Regions from separate parts of the Homo sapiens genome. Here all the other regions are linked to region 2. A link is a loop called in an ENCODE intact Hi-C map of the cell type or tissue named here. Cell type or tissue: A673. All regions are shown on one strand.

The links. A loop is a pair of places that touch in the nucleus more often than their neighbours do. Peaks named below come from ENCODE experiments on the same cell type or tissue, not always from the same donor. Only the 100,000 strongest peaks of a DNase experiment are listed, where the experiment ranks them.
Region 1: it touches region 2 in a loop (2.8-fold over the local background); 1 of 110 quality-filtered maps calls a loop at or near these places.
Region 3: a loop joins it to region 2, with 4 times the contacts of the local background. A loop is called at or near these places in 1 of 110 quality-filtered maps.

What each region holds. Positions count from the first base shown.
Region 1 is chr11:92,293,903-92,301,902 of GRCh38, reverse strand. All of the region lies in intron 1 of FAT3 (FAT atypical cadherin 3), which reads right to left. Among named protein-coding and RNA genes, the nearest start is that of FAT3, 73 kb to the right of the region's middle. In A673, no CTCF peak of the experiment used is centred here; a DNase peak (open chromatin) is centred at 3,702; H3K27me3 peaks cover 2,746 bases.
Region 2 is chr11:91,866,354-91,874,353 of GRCh38, reverse strand. LINC02756 (long intergenic non-protein coding RNA 2756) reads right to left here. Exons shown (of 12, transcript NR_187312.1): 12 at 1,868-2,500. Among named protein-coding and RNA genes, the nearest start is that of LINC02756, 76 kb to the right of the region's middle. In A673, no CTCF peak of the experiment used is centred here; DNase peaks (open chromatin) are centred at 1,943, 2,453, 2,853, 4,403 and 3 weaker places; H3K4me3 peaks cover 1,921 bases; H3K27ac peaks cover 4,851 bases.
Region 3 is chr11:91,942,695-91,950,694 of GRCh38, reverse strand. It overlaps the pseudogene TUBB4BP4. Among named protein-coding and RNA genes, the nearest start is that of LINC02756, 150 kb to the right of the region's middle. In A673, no CTCF peak of the experiment used is centred here; DNase peaks (open chromatin) are centred at 3,294 and 4,004; H3K4me3 peaks cover 504 bases; H3K27ac peaks cover 1,982 bases.

The DNA of each region.
Region 1 (8,000 bases), 430 kb before region 2:
AGGGCCCCTCAAAGCCCTTTGGAAAGAGGTGAGGAATCGTATGGATTCTTGTGCTTACAGTTGCACCTAAACAAACAACAAACAACAGCAACAACACTCTAGACCCACTATGAGGCACACAAGATGATCTAGTTTGGACATTTGATCCTTCAATAATTGAGACCCTCTATTCCCCTGGAATAACTGTGAAACAAATTGCAAGCTCACTCAGAATAAAGGAACAATAATAATAATGTAACTGGCTGTTGTGATCCCCAAAGTTGAGACTAATGGGTATAAGTGTCCCCAATAAAGAGTGGTGCTGCACTTGTCATCTAGCAAAGCTGGCTCTGCCCCCATTTGCCATTCCCCAGACAACATAGAAAAAGATAATCAAAGTGTAAAGGTGACTTGTTGACAGAGAGCTATGGGCCCAGAAATAAGGCATTCTGTTCCATCCCCCTCCCTCCTAACGGAAGGGGCAGCAGATCCTACAGAGGAAGGGAGAGAAATGCTGCCCCAGCCACCTCCATCCCAGTGAGCAGGGCCCTCTGCACTCAAGTGGTGGAAGCTCTAGGGCTTCCCAATCACAAGCTTATCCACTGTAGTGCCCTTTCTTTTTCGCCACCTATCTATCCTCTTCCTTCAACTGTATGTCCTTACTACATTTGGAAATGTCAGCAATCATGAAGAAGAGAAAAACCAACTGGGCTCTCTTCCCTTTCAAATGTAACCCCTATGTGAGTGTAGCCCAGCTGACTATCTAGATGAAGACAAACAGCTGAGAAAGAGGAGATCAGAAGCCAAAGTCTGACCCCATGCTGCCCGTCACCAAAAGCACATGAGGAGAGGCCTCAGGCCCCCATAATTGAGAAAGAGCTCATTTTCTGTGCAGCATCTGCTGAGAAAAACTCCATGAAAGGTCAGTGGCACCAAGCCAAATGTGGAAGAAGTTAAATGCCACCCTGCTGCCATTATCTTCAAGGTACCAGAACAACGAAACAATCCCAGAGAGAGAAGAAAACACTATGAAAAACTTTGAAGAGCTCATTTTTTAAAATAATATAAAGGTGTGTTAGACCGGAAATACCAGAAACTAAATGTCATGCATGTATTTGACAAATATATACTGAAGGTTTTTTACTATGAGCCATGTGCTATTCTAGCTGCAGCTAATACAGCAGTGAATGAGACAGACAATATCTCTACTCAGGGGGCTTGCATTTAGTGGCAACAGACAAAAACAAATATGAAATTTCACATAGCGACATATGCCATGAAGACAGCATACCTTGACAAACTGATCAAGAGAGACTTAGACAAAGAGAAGGGTCTATTTTAGATAAGATTGTTAAGGAAGGCCTCTCTGAAAGCAAGTCATTAATTAAAAGATCTGCTGAAAAAGTATTCCAGACAGAGGAAACAGTAATTGCAGTCTGACATAACAGCCTATCTGCCTTCCTGTAAAGTTTCAGTGAGCACCTACTTGTTACAAAAGTGTGTAAGACAAAGCCCCAGCCTTTGAAGTTCTCATGGTCTAGCAGAAAACACAGACACAGTAACATGATAAATGCACACCCAAACTCTCACAGGAACATAAATGGAAACAGCCCATGAAAGTGACCTCAGAGCATGAATTTGATTGAAGGGCTGTGCTTTGCTGTAAGACCTGGCAAAAACAAAATCTTGAGCACAGGAAATATAATGAGCCAACGAATAATGACATGTAAGTGCATGACATGTCTATGGCCTACATTTGTACCCTGTTGAAATTCCTCTTGTAACACATATGCACTTAATTGTGTTAATTGGTTTCATGATTCCCCCAATTGTTAGGATGCACACTCTTTGACAACAGGAGACTTACTCATTTTGAATCATGAGCATCTAGCATCAATACCTGGCACAGAGATTTAGTTAATAATGTTTGTTGAATGTATGAGATGAGGAGGAAAAAGAAAGGTTAATGTCAGTTTGTGAAAGTCAGAATGTGCCCTGCTGAAGAGATAGATTTCTTTCTGGAGCTATGGGGGCCATGGAAGGCTTTACAATTCATAACAAATCTTCAGGATGACAAAAGTGAACTTAACCTACTAGTGAACCCGGAAGCTTCTTTTGCAAAACCTATATTGGTAGTACTGACAGCTGCTACTGATGTTATTTAAATGAAGATATGGCTTTTTGTTTCCTTCACTGAAGAGACATATATTAATTACAGTGCTTTTTAAGATATGAGACATAGTTGTAAAAGCTTGATAATCACTTCTACTAAAGGTTTCCTGCTGTGATTGTCAAATATAAGTCTTCACCCATTCTCTGTGACCCACCCCTCTGTTGTTACCTTGCTCGACATCGGATCAGTCAATTCATATGTATTTATTGTCTTCCTCCTCTGTGCACAGCAAGGAGCATGGAGTGAGAAAACACATACTGCACACATTAGAAGCATAAAGCAGCCTTAATGGCCTTTGGAAAGGGCAAGAAAGTCTATGTCATCTTTGTCTTTACTGCACCTATTATCTAGACTAACTCTTTCATCTTACCTTTAAGATCTAGTCCAACCCAGGTAACTAGATTGGCTCTTGGAAGAGCTCAGATGATAATGTGAATTTCCTGACTCCAGGTCATCAGGAAGCAAATCTTGTCTTTCTTGGGTACTTCCAGGATGCCTAATACAAGTGCTCAGCACTTCCAAAGCTCAATGCATTTGCTCAGTTTGATTAATCCATCTTGTACCCCACCATTATAAGTACTTTTCCTTCTGTCTCTGGACTTTGGTGTACCCCTACAATCTCTTCTTCCTTTCCAGACCTCAGCCAGATGTTAGGCATGATGCTTATGGAAGCTCCAAAGCCACAGAAAGCTACCCCTCTTCTGTGTAGCTCCACTCACCAGCAGGAACTCTGGCATTGCAACAGATGAAATGTTTTGCCAACCAGAAAAAGAGATCTTTGCACACACACAGGGCACTCAGATTAGATAAGTGTTCTGAACTTCAACAGCAATGAGGCAGAGGCAGTGGAAGCTGGGCTGAAAAAAAAGAACCATTCCTTCAGCAGATCCATCCAACTTACAGAAAGGAGCCAGGGAGCTCCATCTGTCAGGTTTAGTGAGAGTCCTAATCTCACTCATATGCTGACAAGTTCAAAATACTCAACTTTGTTGAGATTGAAAACTCTTAGTTATTTAGGCTGAACAGGTTGCCTGGCCTGGAGGAAAAAAAATTGGAAGTTGATTAACGACCATCTTTACTAATATGATGGGTTATCATGAAGAAGACAATGAAAGGTGACTTTCCACTCAGAGATGCTGAACCAAAGACCCAAACCAGCACAGAAAGCATGAGACTTCAACAAATAGGAAGAACATCTCTTCCTTTATGCTGCTATTATTGTTACTTCATAATGATCTAATAACACTTCTTTTTTTAAATATTAGTTTGGAAACTAGAAAGCTAAGACACATAAAGGAGATGTGACTGTACATAGGGAAACCAGAAACCCATCAAGAGAAAGAAACAATTGCTCTCCAAAGGAATGGGACCCATGGGAAAGGATTGCATATTCTGTGTAAACAAAGAACTCCTCCAATAGTCCTGCACATTTCCATTTTCTATGCACAGAGTCATTCCTTAAGCAGCATGCATTTATCTCTCCAAGACAGAAAACCATAATTTAATTAAAGTTAAAATGAAGAACTTAAAGATTTGCTACCTTATTAGATCCCTTTGAAAGAGCTAAATGTTCCCCTGCTCAGATCTCCTCTCTTCCTGTGCTTCAAGATAAGTACTGGGAGATTTATGTGCCATGAATTTCCAATTACCCATCTCCACCAGCTGGGCTGTCAATCACCACTTGTCTTATCCTGGATGTCCTCACCACCCGCATTTCCTTGTTGTGCTCACAGAAACAAGCTTATTCTTCCAAAAAGAGCTTACCACCAGACAGGCCAATGCTGGTTTATTATGTCCAGCTAATGCTGGACAGAATTTCTCTTTCAAATTACTGCCATCCCACTTTCCCAAAATATTCAAATAAAACAAGAGTTGCCACAGATTGTGGACAATTTAAGATTTCAAAAGAGAATTTACAGGCAAACTTATCCATTCTGCATCCTCACAGAGTCCACTGAAGCAGAATTGATGAGCTCTCAGGAGCAATCCCCCACTCCTTTGACATCTGGAAGCAGGTGGGAGAATTCTAAATGATAACTACGCTCACTTGGAAACCGTGCAACACAGAAACAATATGTTTGCAAATGCAGGCTTAGAAAATTGTCATAGATTTGGAGGGGAAAATTAATGGTGGAAGCTCTTTACTGCTCTTGGTCATGAGTTTTGTCTGGAGAATGGATTAAGGCATCAAAATATTCTTAAAAGGAGTCTGAAAGATCATAATATCCGTGTTACCAATAAATACCTGAAAAATAAATGACAGTTGTCATTTGATGGTCAGAATAATAATGAGTCTTTATTGTATGGATTTCTTTCTTGTGACTGTTACAAAGTATGTAACCATTTAGTTGACAAATGTTTACTTACTAGGTACAAGGCTCAGTGTTAGATACTAGGGGTGATATAAAACTAACTAATACAAGGCCTTCCCCATAAGGAGCTTGTAAAATATTTGCATAAACAATTTTAATAAAAGAAAAATTGGCACCAAAAAGTCAATGAAACACTATGAAAATTCAGAGGAAACAAGATCTTGAAGCTGACTGGAGGAGAACAGGAATTTAAGGAGGGCTTCATGAAAGAGAAGGACTACCAATGATGAACTAAACCTGACAGTCAACTACAATATTCCAGGGCTGTGAACCATCTAATTCTTCAGTTGTTCCTTCTCCTTCTCTTACATATTGCTTTGCTTGTTACTAGAGTGTAAGGTAGAAGCAAGATAACTAAAAGTCAAGCTCTAATTTTGCTGCTTATTTGAAAGGTAATTGGATGCATACAGAGGCTTTAATTAATAAAATGAAATCTAGAGATCACTTAATACTCACTGTTCTGGATCACTATGTTGTTTAAATGGCACAGAAGGTACATTCAAGTCCAGGAAGAAAGTCAGTACTCTTGTCTAGGTTCTGAGCCTGGGGAATGCTAGAGCAAAGGGACTGCCATGATTTAAGGCAGCATGCGCAATGGCTATCACTTCAGGCACCATCCGCAAACAGGGAGGTCATGGATGAGATAGAAAAGGCAGGCTAACCACTGAGATCAGCTCCATTTCGCGCTGAGCCTTTTCACAGTGCTTTGAGACATCTATTAAATATTTCATCCATTTATTCCACTGATTGTCAAAAACCCATGAAACAGACAGGCCATAACAAGTTGAACTTGACATGCACGTGGCCACCAGCAGCTTCCTGAACTTGCTTCCTACTCCTAGGTCAGCAGATGGATGACCAGCAGTGGCCCCATACCTATGGTTGATTCTCACACTGGCAGCTACCATGGCAGCCAACGTTTCTGGAGCCCTCCCTTTATACCTAGTATAATGAAGTGTTTCCTCTTTGTGTACATTGTCTCATTTAGCCCTTAAACAATCCTTAAATGCATGTATTATTCCACCACTTCCCAGAGATGGAAGCTGAGTCATGATACTGTTATGTTACTTGCTTAAGGCCACACATTTGATCAGGATTTGACTTCAGTATTTTCCAACTCCAAAGCCTGTGGTCTTAACCACACACTCTTAGCTACAACTGTGTACTGCTTCCCAAAGACCGTGTAGGAATTAGAAGTGGAATTCTGAGATTTTTAACCCTCGGGGGAAGCATAAAGACTGTGGGTCCAGAGTTGGACCAGAATATCTCAACCATAACTGTATACCTTGAGTTTGCCCAGAGTAAACACCATTGAGCCAGGGGAAACCTGTAAGGTGGCCTCCTCCCTCTAGTCTTAGCTTCTATCTCCACAATTACCAGAACAGCTGCCAGACCAGCCATCCAAGTGACCAAAACCTGGTGGCGGCTGCATGTGCCCTGGTCAGACACTGGTTCTCCAAGGTTATACATTGAAATCTGATGTCTGGGTCCCATCCTGGAAGTTCTATAGTTTAGGGTGAGTCCTGGGCTTTTAAAAAGCATCTAAGGTGATTCTATTGTGCATCCAAGAATGAACATTGTTGTGTAAAAGAAAAAGTCAAGGGTTTGAGGCCCCTTCTTTCCATAGTCAGCAAAGCAGCTGGCTTCATCCCAGGCTTTTGCTGAAAAACATTAATAAATGCCTGCCGACGATGAATCATTCCCTTAAGAAGAGAACAATTTCCCAACTGTAACTTAAAGTCTTGGGAGAAAAGAGAGGAAAAGCCACGGAGAAAAAAATTTCTAGAAGACTAAAATGTATTTCTAACAAAATTTAAATACAAGATAACTGATCATTGTGGGAGGCTGATTTTTTATCCCACTGAAGATAATGCATTTTTGACCCTGCATCCATAATTCAGTGAAAGAATTGTATTCAGACACGGCACAGCTCGGGATAGCAAATATGCAATTTGCAAGTCACTACTTCCTTTTCCTCAACTCCCTGTCCAAAGTCCATGGTGACTCCCAATAATCCAACACGGCCTCCTGGCCAAGTCACTTTAAATGCAGTCTTAGAAACCTCTTCCATAAGTGCTCTTGGCAGGCTCTGTGAACCAAGTCTATGGCTGAATTGAACGACATTTTTCATCCCTGCATGAACCTACATGCATTCCAGGGTAAAGAATTATCTTATTCTGTCTTGTACCCAATAGTTCCACCTAGAAGAGTTTATGGCAAGTAGTAAATGCTCAGTAGATGTGAGCTGAATGAGTAAATGAGATGATGACAGGAGAAATGCATTTTACAGAAAACCTCCAGCTTTCTGATGTCCTTTTCTTAGCAGTCAAATTAAGATTTCAGGTTTGCTCATGATAGGGTGATCAGAAAGACCTTTAAAGGAAAAACCATTCCAATGGCCAGTGAATAAAGTAAGCAAACTGCACTAGGATACATCAGTAGGGATTGACAGAGATTACACAAGCACTACTAAATCTTTCAATGATGTCTTTAAAAACACAAGACTTGAAAGAGAAACAGAGAGGAATGCATGCCTGGAATTAACATTCTGACAAATACCTGGCTCCAGGTTCTACATTTCATTTTATTTATTCATTTTCCACCTTTCCAAAGAAAAAGAGGGATGGAGTGAAGGATCTCCATGGTTTACAAAAGGCTCATATAATCCAGCATGATGATATTCAATAGAACAAAATAAGAAAAAAAAAAAGGCAAAATCAGGTTCTGTCTTTTTCTTTGTGTTAGCAATAGACAACAACATAGAATGAACTCTTGATGGCTGTCCTCTTTTCTGCATGACACCTATACTTGTCTCTCAAGGCTCACAAATCACTTCCCAATGGATACCTTCTCTAGCTTGTCCTACATAGGTCCACACTTATCTCCACTATAGTATGACTTGGCAATGGCTCATCTCTGTAGCTTAGGCTCCTTAGCAGTACAACAAAAGTCAGCACCTAGCAGTGTTTGTTGGACAAGTGGTATGGACTGAATGTGTGTGTCCCTTCCACCCCCAAATTCATATGCCGAAGCCCTAATCCTCAGCGTGGCTATATTTGGAGATGAGGTCTTTATGGAAGTAATTAAGGTTAAATGGGGTTATAAGGGTGGGGCCTTGATTGAATAGGATTAGTGTCCTTTTAAGAAACACACCAGAGAATTATTTCTTTCTTTCTGCATGCATGCACCAAGGAAAAGCCATTTGAGGGCAAAGCAAGAAGGCAATTGTCTACAGGCCAGGAAGAGAGCCCTCATCAGAAACCAAATAGGCCCAAACCTTGATTTGGGATTTTCCCAGCCTCCAGAACTGTGAGAAAATATATCCATTGTTTAGTTCACCCAGTCTGTGATATTTTGTTATGGCAGCCCAAGATGACTAAGATGGCAGGAAACTGACAGATTTAATAATGTGGAAAAGCTGCCCCATTGGAAATCTGAATCTCTATCCAATTGTGTACTTGCACGCAAGTGGCTTT
Region 2 (8,000 bases):
TTTTTTTTTTCTTTACAAAAATCCCATTTCTTTCCTCAACACTTGCCTAAAAGTTTGAAACCTGTGTGGTAGTTTTGGCTCCAGGAGTCAAGAGGTCTATTTTGGAGACTGAGTGCTGCCATCCAGATGGTAGATGGTACATCACGAGCTGGATGTGGCCTTAGGCAAGTAATTAAAATATTGAACCTCAGTGTCCTCATCAATAAAAGGGGGATAATAACTGCCCTGCCTGCTTCACAGAGATATTGTGAAAATCAGCTAGATGCATGAATATGAAATGCTCTGACCCTAAGCTACATAGAAACATAAGGTTTATCTTTTCTATTCTTTTATTCTTTTAAAAACCTCACCAAATATCTTCATCACCCGGTAAAAACAGCAGTGTATTCTTGAGCTACAATATGAAGATGCTTTTAATAAATTTGAGCCAGCTCTGCCCGTCTGCTGACCTACTATGCTTGTGCTGTTTGCAGACAGGAACTGTGCTTTCTTGGCAAAACCAGAGGTGTCCAGCCAAGACTGGCCTGCCTGAGGAAGGCAGAGAAGATCTCTCAGAGGAATTCCAGTTCACAGGATTCAAATAGCATTTAGCCTAGAGCCCTGAAAGTGGTTCCTCTTAGAGAGCATTTTGCTTTCATGGGCTTGACTCAACTATTGTGTTTTTCTATTTTTATATTCTTCTTCCAAATAACATTAATTTTGACAGACCAAAGCTGGAAAGAAATAACAGCTATGAGACCAAAGAGAAGACAATTTTTTTCTGATTGGAGGTAAAGTATATGTATGAGGTAATACAAAAAGGAAAAGACTTAGGACTTTCCTCAAGAAGTTAATGGTCTAGTTTTGAAAGAAATGTGCACCTAAACAAGAGGTGAAGTTAGGGGAAGAGGTAGGCAGAAGAAACACAAAGCAGGCTGTTGTATGGTGCTGGGGGAGAGACACTGGAAAGGCTTATGGACAAAGAAGACTGAACAAAGGAATACTGAAGATTATTCCAGAATGTCTAATATAAATGCAAAAGTCCAGAATTCCTCTATTCCTCTAGGGGGAAATTTCTACTCTATAGAAAACTTGGTGAAGTAAAGGCAATGGTTAAAAAAAAAAAAAAAAAAAGAAGAGAGAGAGACCTGAGTTTCTCTCTTGAATTGTGGAGAGGAAGCAAACAGACAAGGGCTTTCTAAAAACAGACTCCCTGGACGGGCACAGATAGAGACAGTGAGGGATGCGGGGCGGTCTCATTCCTGGGACCACTGCTAACAGTAAGCTTTGTTGTCTTGTTTTTATAAAGAACTGTTTCTGCTTTCTTATACAAATACCTCTTTTGATCACCTTGAGCTACACATGACTTTATCACTGAGAGCATCATGCGTGTATGAAGGTAAAGTGCATGTGTGTGTGCGTGCATATACATGTGCATGCTTAGGGTGGCACAGGAAGAGGTGGTTATTAAAAAATTCCATTTGCAAAACAATGTGCTATTCAGTATCAACAAATACCAAGCATAAATTGTGCACTAGATGTAGCAATAGGGTCTAGGGTACAGTAATGTTCAATTCAGATATGATCTGTATCTCCATTGAGTTTATAATCTAGATTATAGGAGGGGTAAATTCTAGGAGATATGGCTTTTTGGGGGCTATTTTATTCTTTTCATAGCATATTGGAAATTGTCTGGTGGCTAAGCTAAAATTACATTTTCATAAAAAATAATCCCCTTTCTTTGCAATGAGATAGAGCATTAAGAATTTAGGTGAAGTCATAAACGTGATCAGCACAGCAAGCTGCACCAAGGCGCATAGTGATTGAGGCCACAGGGAAAGCTTAAAATGCCATTGATTTATTGTGCACACAGGCATCCCAAGCCTCTGAAATGATAAGAAAGCAAAGTGGAGGCAGGCTGTAAGATGATGAGGCAAATCACATTCCATGGGAAACCAGGAGCTCCTCAGAGACTGTGATCTGAACTTCAACAGCTGCTTAGCGTTAGGGAGTTTGGTGAAATGTGGATTTGGATAAGGATGGGAATACAGGGGAGAGGGATAAGGGCCCAGAGAGACTCGTGAAAACTTTCTCCCACCAGCGGTTGCATGGAAGTCTGACATAGTAGATTTTCCAGCTCTGTGGTCAGGTGAGGTGGGTGTCTCTTGGTCAAATTGTCCCTTTATAGCATGGAGGTATGTGTTATCTAGGCTGGAGGGGAGCAGGTGCTTGGCTGATTTTATGTGTAATCACAGAGATGGAGAGAGAAAACTAAAACAAAATTCAGGTACCAGGGGGCCTTCCATTTAATACTCCCAGAGGGATTCAGGCACCATGGGCCCAGGGCCATGACAGTTAGAGCTGTGAGTTTTATAACTTCCTGTGTTAGTCATCTTGTGTTGTCCCCTTTACATTTCCTTCTAGTCATTGGCAATAAAACTCTTATAATGAAGAAGTGTATTTTTCTTCAGAGTCAACAGGATATTAAATCACCTCCGCAGCCATGGTTTTTTCCTCCTCCCTGTTGTGGGGGGAGAAAGAAATGAGAGAGTAGTGACTACTTTGAGAAGATGGGAAATTGGGTTGTATTCTCAGGTTTTTTGCATAGAAGAATTTGAACTGGGCACTGTCTCTGAGCTAAGCCTGTGTGAAAACCCTGAAGCTAGTCTTGCACTTGATTCCAAATGACATTTTCTTTTTTCTGTAATACTTTTGCATGCTTGTATACTTTTCATTTTCCATTTGCCTGTCCCTCCCAACTCACCCAGCTTCCTCCTCTGCTTTTCTCTGTCCTGTCCTATACGCTGAGTGGGCTGACACCTCAGACGATCATACCTCCTTTGCTGCCTGGATTCCAGTGAGGCTTAGCTTATGGAAGGCAGTCGTAAAAAATTGGAGGGTGGGACAAGGAAGAAGTATTCACTCCCCACTTCTTTTCTATGCTGGACACATTCTGTGGCAGAGCATGTCCCTCTGGGAATACGTCTCCTGCCGGGCAGCCCTTCTCCAAGATTCCCATGTTCACTGGGCTTTGTTAGTACTATTTCCTTGCCTTGCCTTGCCTTTCTAAGCCTAAGGTAGTGGTGGCTTTTGATTCTTGATAGTTTCTATGTTCTCCACCATTTTTGCTGACTTGTCTAATGTTGCTCATGCCTCTGTAGATAATCCATTCCTTGAAGTCTGAGTAGGATTCTGTTCCCTACAAAATACAGCTCAAAAGAGCTACTTAAAGGCAGGCTCTGTATATAATTATTGTTTTTAAACTTTTTGTTTCTAGGCTTAGTCAAGTGCCAGACACTGAAAAAACTAACAGATTCAACTTCCTCCACATCTAATCCATGAGGAAATCTGACTGGTTTTACTCTAATGCATAACTTAAACTCGTCACATTCTTTCCATCTTCAGTGCTATAACCCTAGTCCAAGTGGCATTAATTGTCATCGGGATTCTGCAATAGCCAATTGCCTCCAATGGGTCCCTTTGTTTCTCCTCCAATACCATGTAGTTGAGTCTCTACACAGAAGCCAGTCAAAACGATCTTTTATAAATTTGAAGTCAGATCATGTCATTCTCCGCCCAAATGTTTCCAATGGCTTCCCACTGCATTAAAATTAGATTAAAAGCTATTGCCCTGGGCAACAAAGCTCAACATAATCTGTCCCTGTCTACCTCCTAGAGCTCATCTACCTCTGCCCTGTCTTGTCCGCAAAGCACTTATTACTCTGCCTTCTTGAAAATGACAAACTTATTCCATCTTAAAGTGACATCTATGCATTGTATTATTTCTTCTCTGTGCTCTCACATGGCTGGTTCCTTCTGGTCATTCAGTTCTCAGCTCTGACTTTCTGAAAGCATCTCTTTCTGGACGCTCTAATGCAGCACTTTGTTCTTCCCCAAGTCATTCTTTAGTACATCATTTCATTTTATTTTCTCATGGAACTCATCTCCATCTGAAATTATGGCCCTTATTTACTTACTTTTTTGCTTAGAGTCTGACTCTCTAATGAGAAGGGAAGATCTATGAGAGCAGGACATATATAGGAAAATATCTTGCCAGTCTTATTTCCTACCATTGTCTCTGCAATGTATAGGAATGCCTAGCCCATAAGTGCTACACACACACACATACACACACACATGCATACACATAGACACACACAGACACACACACACAGACACACACAGAGCAAGAGAGAGAAAGAGAGTGGGGAGAGAGAGAGAGATGAAAGATTTACTGATCAGCATTCTTCTCAATGCTTTACATAGATTATTTATTTTAATCCCCAGTACAACTCCATTCATCAAGAACTATTATTATCCTTGTTTTACAAATGAAGAAACTAAGCACAGGGAAGTTAAATAACTTGCCAAAGGATATACCCAATTAGGAAGTAGCAGAGCCAAAATTTGAAATCTGGCCATCTGGCTCTTAGCTGCTCTTAACTGCTAAACTATACAGAGTCCTAACATTTGTTCAATATATTAATGAACACTTCCTGTCAGCTTCTTCCGTTTCACACTTGGACTTTAGAAAAAACGAAGCTATCCAATTTTTAAATGTGGGAGCCTGCCTGACCCCATGCTGAGGGATTTTCTCCCCTTGAAAAAGGATACTATGAAGCCAGGACAGCCAGTGAGGCACAAATCTCTTTCTTGAATGCAAGCCCTTTGGGGAAAGTTTCCAAAGATCCCCAGAAGTGCTGAGCCTGTGGTCTGCCAGAAATGTGGCCCGGAACTTCACGGCAGGAATATTTTTTTCTCAGTTTTCCCTCATTAACTAATTCAGAAAACATTTAATAAGCAGTTTTGTTGCACCAGACACCTGAGACACAGAGATGAATAAGACAAGTGCTCAGCTCTTAATGAGTTTACAGGCTGGTGGAACATCAACTCTATTTTTGGACACACATTCTACTTGTTCATCTATTTTTATTTTGAATCAATTAAAGATGAGAAATTAGAACAGTTTTCTGAACTGACCAACTCTGTGCCTGGAATGGAGCTGCAACTTTGTCCACTGCTGAAGCTGGCCTCAGGTTCAGACTCATGCCAAGAAGCCCAGTGTTCACAGACTCGTCTACAAGTGTGGTGCTGTTTCTTTTACAGCTCCTTTTTGATGACTGTGCCATAGTGGCTGCGCATTTGGAAGTACTTGCCGACTTTTTGAAACTACCCTTTCCTGTCTCAGCCTTAATCCCATTTTGACAGGTAACACTCCAGCACAGGCTTTTCTGCATTAGAGCAATGTTGCTCCCATGCTGACCTTCATCTTCACTCTCCCTTGGCACTGGAGGAAATTACCTACACCCATTTATCTCCTTTTCTTGTAATTCAATCACTCCTATTCATTATTTCTATAGCTGTCTTCCAATTGCTCCCAATTTGTCTATTTCATGCTATTACCCAAGCACCTGAAAACCAACATGGTCTACCACATGGCAGCTCCATATAGGGATCACCTTGCAACCATGTGCAGTAACGCATCTTAAAATACAGCCAAGAAATGCACCCTGTTTTTTATTCAGTTTCACTGCACCATAAGCTTATGTTGAAGTGTCTAATATCACCTTCCTGTTCTTTTTATTCTTTTTTTTTCTTGCTGGTCTTGTTGCTTTCCAGTTTTCTCCCTGGAAATTTAAATAGCTGTGTTTCAGGTTCCTTTCCTCCAGATGTATTAATTTTCAGGTCTCCTTGCTAAAGCTCATTTGGTCATTTCCTGACTATATTTCTAAGCACTGAAGCCACTTTACATAACGTGCCTGTCCTTAGTGATTTTGCTATGACTTTTATTTCAGCTTGATCTGCAAATTTAATTAGTGAGTTCCATGTCTTTCCATTTTAAAGAGTACATAAGATAATGTCAGTTCTCTACAACAGCAGGTGGATAATAGAAACAAACAAGCAGGGAGATTTTACCTTGAACTGCTCTCTGCAAAGTAAGGAGTGAGAGAAATCAAAGAAGATGTTGAAGACATGACACAACAGCTGGGAATGTGACCTTACTGTAGCAGATGCCCCCAAAATTTGCTGGGCTGTTATGCACAGATGGTGTGGCAGTACCTGCCAGTACAGTTTCAGAAGCAAAAAAGCAAAAGAAGATTGAGGCAGAGAAGTGCGATCTCAGTTTAGAAAAGGGCCTAGGGAGACACAGCCTCAAATATGAATGGCTTTTGCAATTTAATCTCTAGGAATAAAGTCAACATCTGTCTTAGGTCAGATTTCCGGGAAACAGACTCAGATGGAATTTTACTGGGGAGTTCTCCCAGAAACAACACCTGTGAAGGAATGAAGGCAGCAGGGCTGGGCAGAAGGAGGAATTGGACTGTTAAATAGTATAAACAGGACCTCAGCTGATCTCACGGACTGTCTTAAGCTGAGATGCCTCTTCAGCAGGATCATACTTTGAGGCAAGGGACTAAGCCTTTATATCCCCACATGGGCCAGTCATTGGACTTGAGCTGCCTGTGGAAAGGGAGCATGAATTTGAATGAGGCTGCTCTTGAGGAAGGCACATTTCTGGAAAAGAACTTGGCTGAGATTCATTGCAGCCAACTCTCTCAGCAGTTGGGAGAATGATTTTCTCAATCCTGGAGGGCATCTGGGTGGCATGCCACATCACCCACTACAACATCTTAGAAAGACCATGCAAACTCACAGCGACATCTCACAGTATGCATTCCCTATTCAGCATTCAGCAAAAGGCTTCTCTCTTATGTCTTCTGTGACTCAGCTGTCATTTGGCCTTCTTGACTGCTCCTTCTCAGTCACCCATTGTTCTCCTTTTTTTTTTTTTATTTGCCTTTTAAATAGGGGCACATTCATTTGTTCCTTCAACAAGTAATTATTAAGTGCCCATTTTGTTCCAGGTCTTCGGTAATATACTATTTTTGACTCTTTTTAATTCCTTTTTTTCTGTGAAGTCTTATCCACTTAAATTTTGCCTTGATTCTCTCCTTTAGTAATTTCCAATTCTTTAAGTACAGCTTTAGCCTCATTTCTAAAAGAGCAATCCAATTTCTAACTCTTGACTTGTGTGCCTCCCATTGAATGTGTCCAGTAGTGGAGGCAGTCAGTATCTTCCCCTGATCCAAGCCTATCTCATTTAATGAAACATCACATAGCCAGTTTCACAAGAAGGAAATACCTGGAGTGGTCTCAAATCTTGTTGTTGAACATACAATTCATCAGCATTGACATCATCTGGGAGCTTCTTAGAAATACAGAATCTTATGCCTCACCAGACCTACTGAATTGGAATATCCATTTTAACCAGAACAATGATTTATATGCATATCAACATAGGAGAAGCACAGACCTAAAACTTTCTTCTCCTCCAAACTCCATACCCAATAGGTAGGTAATTCTGCTTTGTCTTTTAGTCCCTCTCTCAGGAATATTAAAATAACTTCCTAAGAAATCTTACTGACTGCAGTCTTTCTCTTATAGTTGATCCTTCAGACCTATGTATACCTATCATTCTAAAACACATCACGTCCTCTTGCATAAACTTTGAATTGCTTCCAAAGGCTAAAGGATAAAGTCCAAGTCCCGCCATGAAGTTCATACCCTACCTTTCTGTTTTCCCCTTCTACATACTCACACTCTAGCTTTACTCCTTTACTCTTAATACACATTTACACCGTTACACCTTTACCACCATCATGTCATCTTTCATGCTCTTCTTTTGTAGCATTCTATTGCCTCTTACTTTGCCTATGCAAATCTTACTTAGCTTTTAAGATCAAGCCTAAATGCCTTGTCTTCCTTCAAGCTTCCTGCCTGAGCGAATACCAAAACACATTGGTCATCTCTATTTTGCAACATTTTCATTCTACTTTGTGTGAAGCCTGTCTTTTATACCTAGAAAAAGACTTAACACATCATAATAGGGTACACACACATACACAGTCATATCTCACTTAATGATGGGGATATATTCTGAGAAATGTGTCATTAGGCAATTTCATTCTTGTCCAAACATCACAGAGTATACATACACAAACCTAGACAACATTGCCTAC
Region 3 (8,000 bases), 76 kb before region 2:
CATGCATCTACAATGTGTTCAGCAACTATTCGCTGAACACCCATTACCTTCTAGCATAGTGCCAGAGCATTTACCTGCTTCACCTTCCTGTTTTCCTCATCATGAACTATAAAGCAGATATTATTCTCTCAGATTCACAGATAAAGAAACCAAGAAACTAAAAAGATTAAATAATATGCTCAAATTAGCTAATGAGGGGTACAATTGTACTTCGAGCCCAAACTCCTGTACTAGTTTCTATTGCAGCCATAAGAAATCACCACAAACTGACGGAAAAATAAAATTTATTATCTTACAGTTATGTAGGTTAGTAATGCAACATGGGCCCTGCTGGGCTGGCATCAAGATATCCACAGAGCATGATTCCTTTCTGAAGCTTCTATAAGAATTAATTTTCTTGCCTTTTCCAGCTTCTAGAGACCACCTGCATTACTTGACTTGTAGCCTCTTTTCAAATCTTCAAAGCTAGTAACACAGCATCTCTCTGACCCTGCTTTTATCAGCACATCTCTTTGTCACCATAGTTTGGAAAGGTTCTTAGTTTTTAAGGACTCATATAAGTGGATTGGATCCAGGACAATCTCCACATCTCAAGGTTGTTAATCATATTTGCAAAGTCCCTTTTGCTATGTAAAATAACATGTTCACTGGGACATTCCCATCCTCCACAATGTGAAAACAGCTGTCTGTGATATCCAACTTTGGGGGCTAAAAATGTCTGCCACCTTCTTCAGCAACAAAATAGCCTTCCAGGTGCTATTCAGGTGTATCTTAGAGCAGTTCACAGCCATGTTCATGTGCAAGGCCTTCCTGCACTGGTACGTAGGTTGGGGCATGGATGAGATGGAGTTGACTGAGGCTGAGAGCAACGTGAAGGACCTGATGTCTGAGTCCCAACAATATCAGGATGCTATGGGCAAGCAGGAGGGAGAGTTTGGGGAGTGGGCCGAGGAGGAGGTGGCCTGGAGCATTCTGTTACTGAGTGAAGGGTGGAAGAGGTGTGAATTTTTCATTCACTCACAACATGTTCTATGATAGCCATGTCTCACTCCGTGTGCACTTGCTGTGTGTTCACCTCTATTCAATCATTTTCATTTTCATAGAAAAAAAAAAGCCCTAGTCCCGAAATTAAGACACAAACATGGATGTGGAAGGGGCATTATTCTTACTGTCACCCCTCTTTTTGATCCTCCTTATGTAAACCTTTTGCTCTAAACTACTTACTAGCTTTGCTTAATCAATTTTATGACAAGTCCAGTGTCTAATCCATTCCAGAAAAATGGTGAATATTCAATAAATATTTTTGAAAAAGTTAGTAAATATCAAAAATACCAGAATTTGGAGGTGTTGTTTTACTACCACACAAATGGACTAATTATGATTGATTTGAGAGGTAATTGTTTGTAACATCATTCTAGACTTTTAAATTGGGAGATAAAGGTTAATCAGTTTACTCAGAGGAACAGAGTTGCTTATTCTGTCTGCAGTTGAAGCAACAACATGTGCTCTTGCTGTACAGCCCTGGCTAATTAGTTGACAGCATTACTAATACATGTCCTTTCAGGACCAAAGGGTGATCCCTTTGGTCTTCAATCCTTCTGGGAAAAGCACATTCAGAAGCTCAAGTATGCTAAAAAACACAAACAGAAAACATTGATGAGGTTTTCTTTATGATACTTTAATTTCTTTTTTGGCCTAGTTCAAGTAGAAACTGGGTATAAGCAATTAGTCAAGATGCTAGAAAGTAAGATTCTTATGCATGTGAATTAATTGGAGTCAGTGAGAATGCTGCAGGAATATTCTCTGAGTTCAACTGTTAGTATTAGCTAGGAAAAGGGGAAAAATGAAAGCCTGAACATTTGGTAGGAAAAAAAAAATAATTGTTCCTTGGATTAGGCCTAACTGAGTTGAGGGTGGTAAAGTAACCTAGAGGAAGTGACTGGATAAAAAGGAGTTGCATGACAGATAGCTAAAACCAGCCTGAATGCTGAGAATTGACGATGGGGTTGGAGTCAGTAGTCTCCCTTGATAGTGCTGCAAGTGAGTACAATCGGTACTAAACCAATTTTTAGACAAAGAGTGAAATTAGATCAAGTATCATTGAGAGTACATAATGAAATAATACCTTGACTAGGAGTTGGCATCTTTTTGTGATGAAGAGATCGCATTTGAACAGGGAATGAAAGATGGTGCAGTGCTTTCGGCCGGATTTCAAAATGCCCAGTGTTTCTCTTTGGGTTTCCCCAAGTCTTCCCAGTGACAGGTACCTATGGGCATTACACAAACCAAAACAGGCAGCTGAGAAAGGCAGACAAACTACAAAGGGGAGATGTGTGCCTTTAATGAAAAACTGAAGGTGTAAATTTGGGCTTCCCAAAACAGAGATAAATATATGCATTTCTCAGCGGTACTGAGAAATAACTGTGAACATAACAGCCATGTCACTTCAAATTACTTACTGCTTGCGTTAGGGGAGGCAAATGTTTTATTAATAAACAAGCGGTTAACACACTATTTGTTCTCAATTATCAGTGTCTGGAAGGGCAGGGGAGGCCAGGCTGAAACATCTGACAAGAGAAATGATTTACCAATTTAGTGTGACTGACAGACCTGGTGATGAAAAGGGACTTTACTGTGTAGCATCAGGGAGTGGTGTAAGAGATGTGGTTCTGCTGAATGGAGGTGGTCAGAGGTTCTGGGAGGCCCACCTTTGCCAAGATAAAGAGCTTCCTCACAGGACTAAGAGCCTGACTGGATTGATGGGATTGACTGGAAAGGAGAGAGTAAGGGGAAGAGGAGGAGAAAGGGGAAGAGACGAGGAGAGGGGCAGAGGGAGAGAGGGACAGAGGGAGAGAAAAGGAAGGAGAGATGGGAAGTGAAAGAGGTAGAGAGGGAAAGAGAGAGTTACTGCTTTATTTGGTGCAGAGTAAAATTTAGGAACTGCACACTCATCCATCACAAGCTGGCTAATAACTGATTGATGACTGCAAAGCACTTGGAAGAAAGGAAGTTTTACACAAATGTTAAATAACAAAAATGTTGGAATTTAGTTGATGATTGCAGCCAAATCTAGCCTGCCAGCAGAAAGCTGGGAAAGTTATTTGTTTGGAGAAGGGTCTGGATGACTCTTGGTCTCTCACTGCAAACCACAATTGGATTTCCCACGTGTATGGCAGGGTGGGAACAGGATGGGGTGGGGTGGAGTGGTGAGGTTTTCAGATGCAATTTAACTGTGCTGTAATTAGGAGTATTATGCTCCAGGGGTGGCCCCTCCTGACTCTTCTGGATCCTTTGCCATTACATTAAAACTGGCCTGCTACAGGCACAAGCTCACATGACTCATTGGCATGAATGAAACTTCCCGATTAGGGGTTGCACTGGTTGTAATTTATTAGTGTAGAGCTGTCATAACAAAGTCATTGTAAAGACATTCAGCACTTACCACCAACACAAACACTGCCTTCTGCAAAAGGCTTTGACTTTTCATAGCCACCTGCACCACCTGCCCCTCCCGCCCCTAGAAATGAGACCTCAGTCTGGTGATTTTTCAACCTATTACAGCTCTTTGAAGATGAAAATCTCACACATCTTTCTGACCAAAACTCCTTTTGGTATTTTAGGATCTATAATCGTTCTGCACCCCTAGTTCTTACTATACTTGTTTTGTTTGTTTTTTAGGAGGAGAGAAATAGTTCTTCTCATTTAGGAAATTTAATTACCAGGGTATTAATCTGTCAATTTTAGGCTGCTCAATGAATTCTTATTGCAAAAACAGCTGTAGCCAACAATATTGCAATAGTGTATTCTTAAGCAAACAGCAATGTCTCTGGAATGTGTGCACATAAATATTAATTAGGAAGAGAAACAAGACAGCAATGAAACAGTTTCTATTAATTATTTTGGCTCCTTTTCAAATTTGTTACAGTTTATCTGACTTTCTTTTTCAGAAGCTCTGGGAACAATCTGTCTTAGTCTATTTATGCAGTGAAGGTGTCTGAAAGTCAGTGACTAAATTTAATGGTAAGTCTTCCTGAGAAGGAAATTTTTTCTTCTTTGCTAATCTGGGCTCATGATGAAGGCAGAGAGGACTTATTTTGATTTTCCCTGTTGGGCCAGATGGTTTCTGTGGACAAGCTGTCAGGGGAATTCCCAGGACTTCCTGGCTCTAATTGAGGCCTGTTACCAAAAATTTGCTGAAGAGATCAGATATTTCCCATGATAAGGAAAAGATAAAGTACAAACGCAGTTGCTTCTTAGTTATTCAGAGAAACTTACATGGGGGTATCTATTACCTGTAGCATAGTCAAGACCCAGAAGCAGGTCACCGCATTCTCTTAGCAACCCGAAGTTTGCCCAGAGTTAATATTAGAGTTAATGTTACATTTTGTTTGGCAAGTTTGATTATCTTTCAATTTTGTCTAGTTTTTAATTTGTGTTTTTAGCTCATGGAACATAAGAAGGTAAATACAATGCAAGCACTAACTATTTGTAAGATTGGTAAGAACAGGTGATAGCTGATGTGAAGTTTAGAGAGGTACTAAAATGAGCAGACATAGCAAGTGTGAAAGCCAGGGCTAAGCCACTGAGAATATCAGGAGAGAAACCTTTACATCCCCTTCGCCTTCAAAGACCTTCCATAAAATATTCTACATTTTAAGCTATAACCTTGTATCATTAAGAAGAGAATCGCGTGAATCGGGAGGCGGAGCTTACAGTGAGCCGAGATCGCGGCACTGCACTCCAGCCTGGGCGACAGAGCGAGACTCCGTCAAAAAAAAAAAAAAAAACAAAGAAAAAGAAGAGAATCCATTTAAGTCACAAAAGAAAAATTGCAAATGGCTTATAAACATGAGAATATTTAGCCACAGGTTAGCAAAAAAATGAAAATTAAACATGAAGGCAATATTTACTTATCTGTCAAATTGGCAAAGATTTAAAACACAAATGATAGCTACTATTGCCAAAGGGGCAAGAAAGCAGGCATTCACAGCTATCTCAGCAGAGACATAAATTGGTACAACCTTTCTGAAGGGCAATTTTGCAGTGCATGCCAAATGCTTTAATTTTTTTTTTTTTTTTTTTAGACACAGTCTCTGTCACCCAGGCTGGAGTACAGTGGCGCAATCTCAGCTCACTGCAACCTCCACCTCTGGGTTCAAGCAATTCTCCTGCTTCAGCCTCCTGAGTAGCTGGTACTACAGGCACGTGCCACCACGCCTCGCTAATTTTTACTTTAAAATGTTGTACAAGCATTGACCCAGCATTTCCAAATATGACAATTTATTCCAAAAAATCATTAAGTATGTTCATAAAGATATAACCTCAAAGATTGTCAGCAGAAATTTTTGTAATTGCCAGAGAGAAAAAATATTCCAATATTCTGAAAACAAATCATGATATGTCAAAGTAAAACAACACAAGGTAGTTACTAAATGATATGACAATGTTGTAGAAACTATTTATTAATATGGAAAGATTAGATGTTCCTGATAAATAGAAAAAACAAGCAGATTACAAAAAATGAATAGTATATCTCCACTTTTTGCTTAAAAACACACAGACAAAAAGAAAAATACATATCAAAATACCACTAATAATCTGAGTACTGTATTTGGGTGATCTTTTACATTTCTTATGTTTACCTTTATTCCTTTACTTTTAAACAAAAATATACACTACTTATGTATTAACATGGGTAAAAGTTACAAACACAGATTAAGAAATGCTGTATATTTTCTGAGGAAAACATTGAAGAGAAACACAAACTCCTATTATACGAGCACATTTAGTTTAACAAATAACAGAAAAGGGCAGAGTACATTTAAGAATTATCTCATTTTTATGATTTCCTCATTCACTTATTCCTTTGTTTCTCCAGCAGTATTTTCTGAGCACCTACTATGGACTAGGCGCTGGGTGTACAACAAGGAATGAAAAGCCAATGGTCCCTGCTATAATGAAACTTACTTAGTGATATGGTTTGGATTTATGCCCCCATCCAAATCTCACATTCAATTGTAATCCCCAATGTTTAAGGTGGGGCCTGGCGGGAGGTAATTGGATCATGGGGTGGTTTCTCATGAATGGTTAGGCACTATCTCCTTGGTGCTAAGTTCTCCTGAGATCTGATTGTTTAAAAGTGTGTATTTCCTTCCCCACTTCTCTCTTCTTCCTGCTCCAGCCATGTAAGACATGCCTGCTTCCCCTTCCTTTTCCACTACGACTGAGAGTTTCCTGAGGCCTCCTCAGAAGCTGAGCAGATGCTTCCACTCTTCCTGTACAGCCTGCAGAACCATAAGCCAATTAAACCTCTTTTCTTGATAAATTATCCAATCTCAGGTATTTCTTTATAGCAGTGCAAGAATGGACTAATACACTTAGGGAGATGGACAATCTTATAGTCCAACATACAAATTAAAAAGTACAAGAGTGACAAGTATAAACAGAGAGCTACAGAGCCCATCAGAGGGAGTTAGGATGAGGGAGGGAGGTGACAACACTGTAGAGGGCCCTTGCAGAGAGAGGATGTAGGGAACATGATGGATTGAAAGAAGACCTCTTTGGACAGCACCCCAAGTAAAGGGCTCTTATAAAGAATGTGGGCCCGAGACTAAGTGTGTAGGATGAACCATGCTGTCTAGAAGTCCATTTTTAGTTTTCTTTTTATCCCAAGAGCAATGGGTAGCTTTAGACATTTTTATGCATAGATAGGTATAATTTGCCTTTTGGAAAGGTAATTCTGACTTTTTTATGGGAGGCATATCAGAGAGAAACCTGAATTGGGGCAGATATACAAACTAGAATGCTATAAAAATAAGAGAAGCTAAGGGATAGGAGAGGAGGTTGAAACACAGGGTAATGGTGGTGAAGATGGAGAGAGGGATGTCTATCTGAATGTGATTCAAAGGGTGAATTTGATGGTGGAGTGGATATGGGGCAGAGGGAGAGGAAAATCAAAGCTGACAACCGCTGCTTTGTTTGTGCTGCTGACTGAATGGTGATAAGATCCCTTGAGGTATGAGACAGTGACTGCCAGTCAAGTTGGGGGCAGGGTGGGACCTGGTAAAGATTTGAGTTTGGATGCAATAGTCTGAGTTATTGTTGCGACACTGTCTCAGTCTCTTTTATACTGCTATGGTAGAATACTACAGATTGGGTAATTTGTAGTGTAGAAATGTATTTCTTATGGTTCTACAAGTGGGAAGTCTAATATCAAGCCACCGCCATCTGGTGAGGGCCTCCTTGCTGTGGGATGACGGAAGATGGAAGGGCAAAAGGAATGAACACGGAGTCCTTACATGGCAGCAGAGTGGAAGAGCAAGCTAGCCAAATGCTGCACAAAGTCCCTTTTAAAAGGCCCTTACTCTTACTAAAAAAGGAGGAGCTCTCATGTCTAAAAATTCAGACAGGTACGAGGGCTAAGACCCTCCAGACTATCATGGAGGGTAATAGTGAGACGAAGTTAGAAGCAAAAGGGAAGTGAGTGTATTCTGGTCATTTCATTTTGTGTTGTTATAATCTCCTTTGAGAGCAGGCAGTGTATTTACACACTTGCTTCATTTCTTGAACAATGTCAAACACTGTGCTGTTATTTCAGTATATAGCTAGCAAAATCAATCAATGGATGACTGGATGAATAATTGTGCAAATTTAATTTATTTCATCACTATTCATTGCTCAGGTACATATGGAAGATGTTGTTATGCATAATGGGTATTTCAGAAGAAGAGATGATGGTAAAGACCTGGAATTCCTGGCTGGTTCAGCTACTGCCTTGCTTTGTTCTTGAGATATAAGTACAGAAAATAGATCTGGAAAATGCACACTGTATTGCTACTGAGAGTTTAGCATCTAGACCTTAGGTCACCGGGACCAATAGACTTCTCTTGTTCCATCAGCATGAAAACAGTTTGAAGGCATGCTCTGAATGTGCTTTCACCATTTTTTTCAACCTGCAGTGATGGAAAAGTACAAAAGAAAAGAGAGATATTGAATTCACT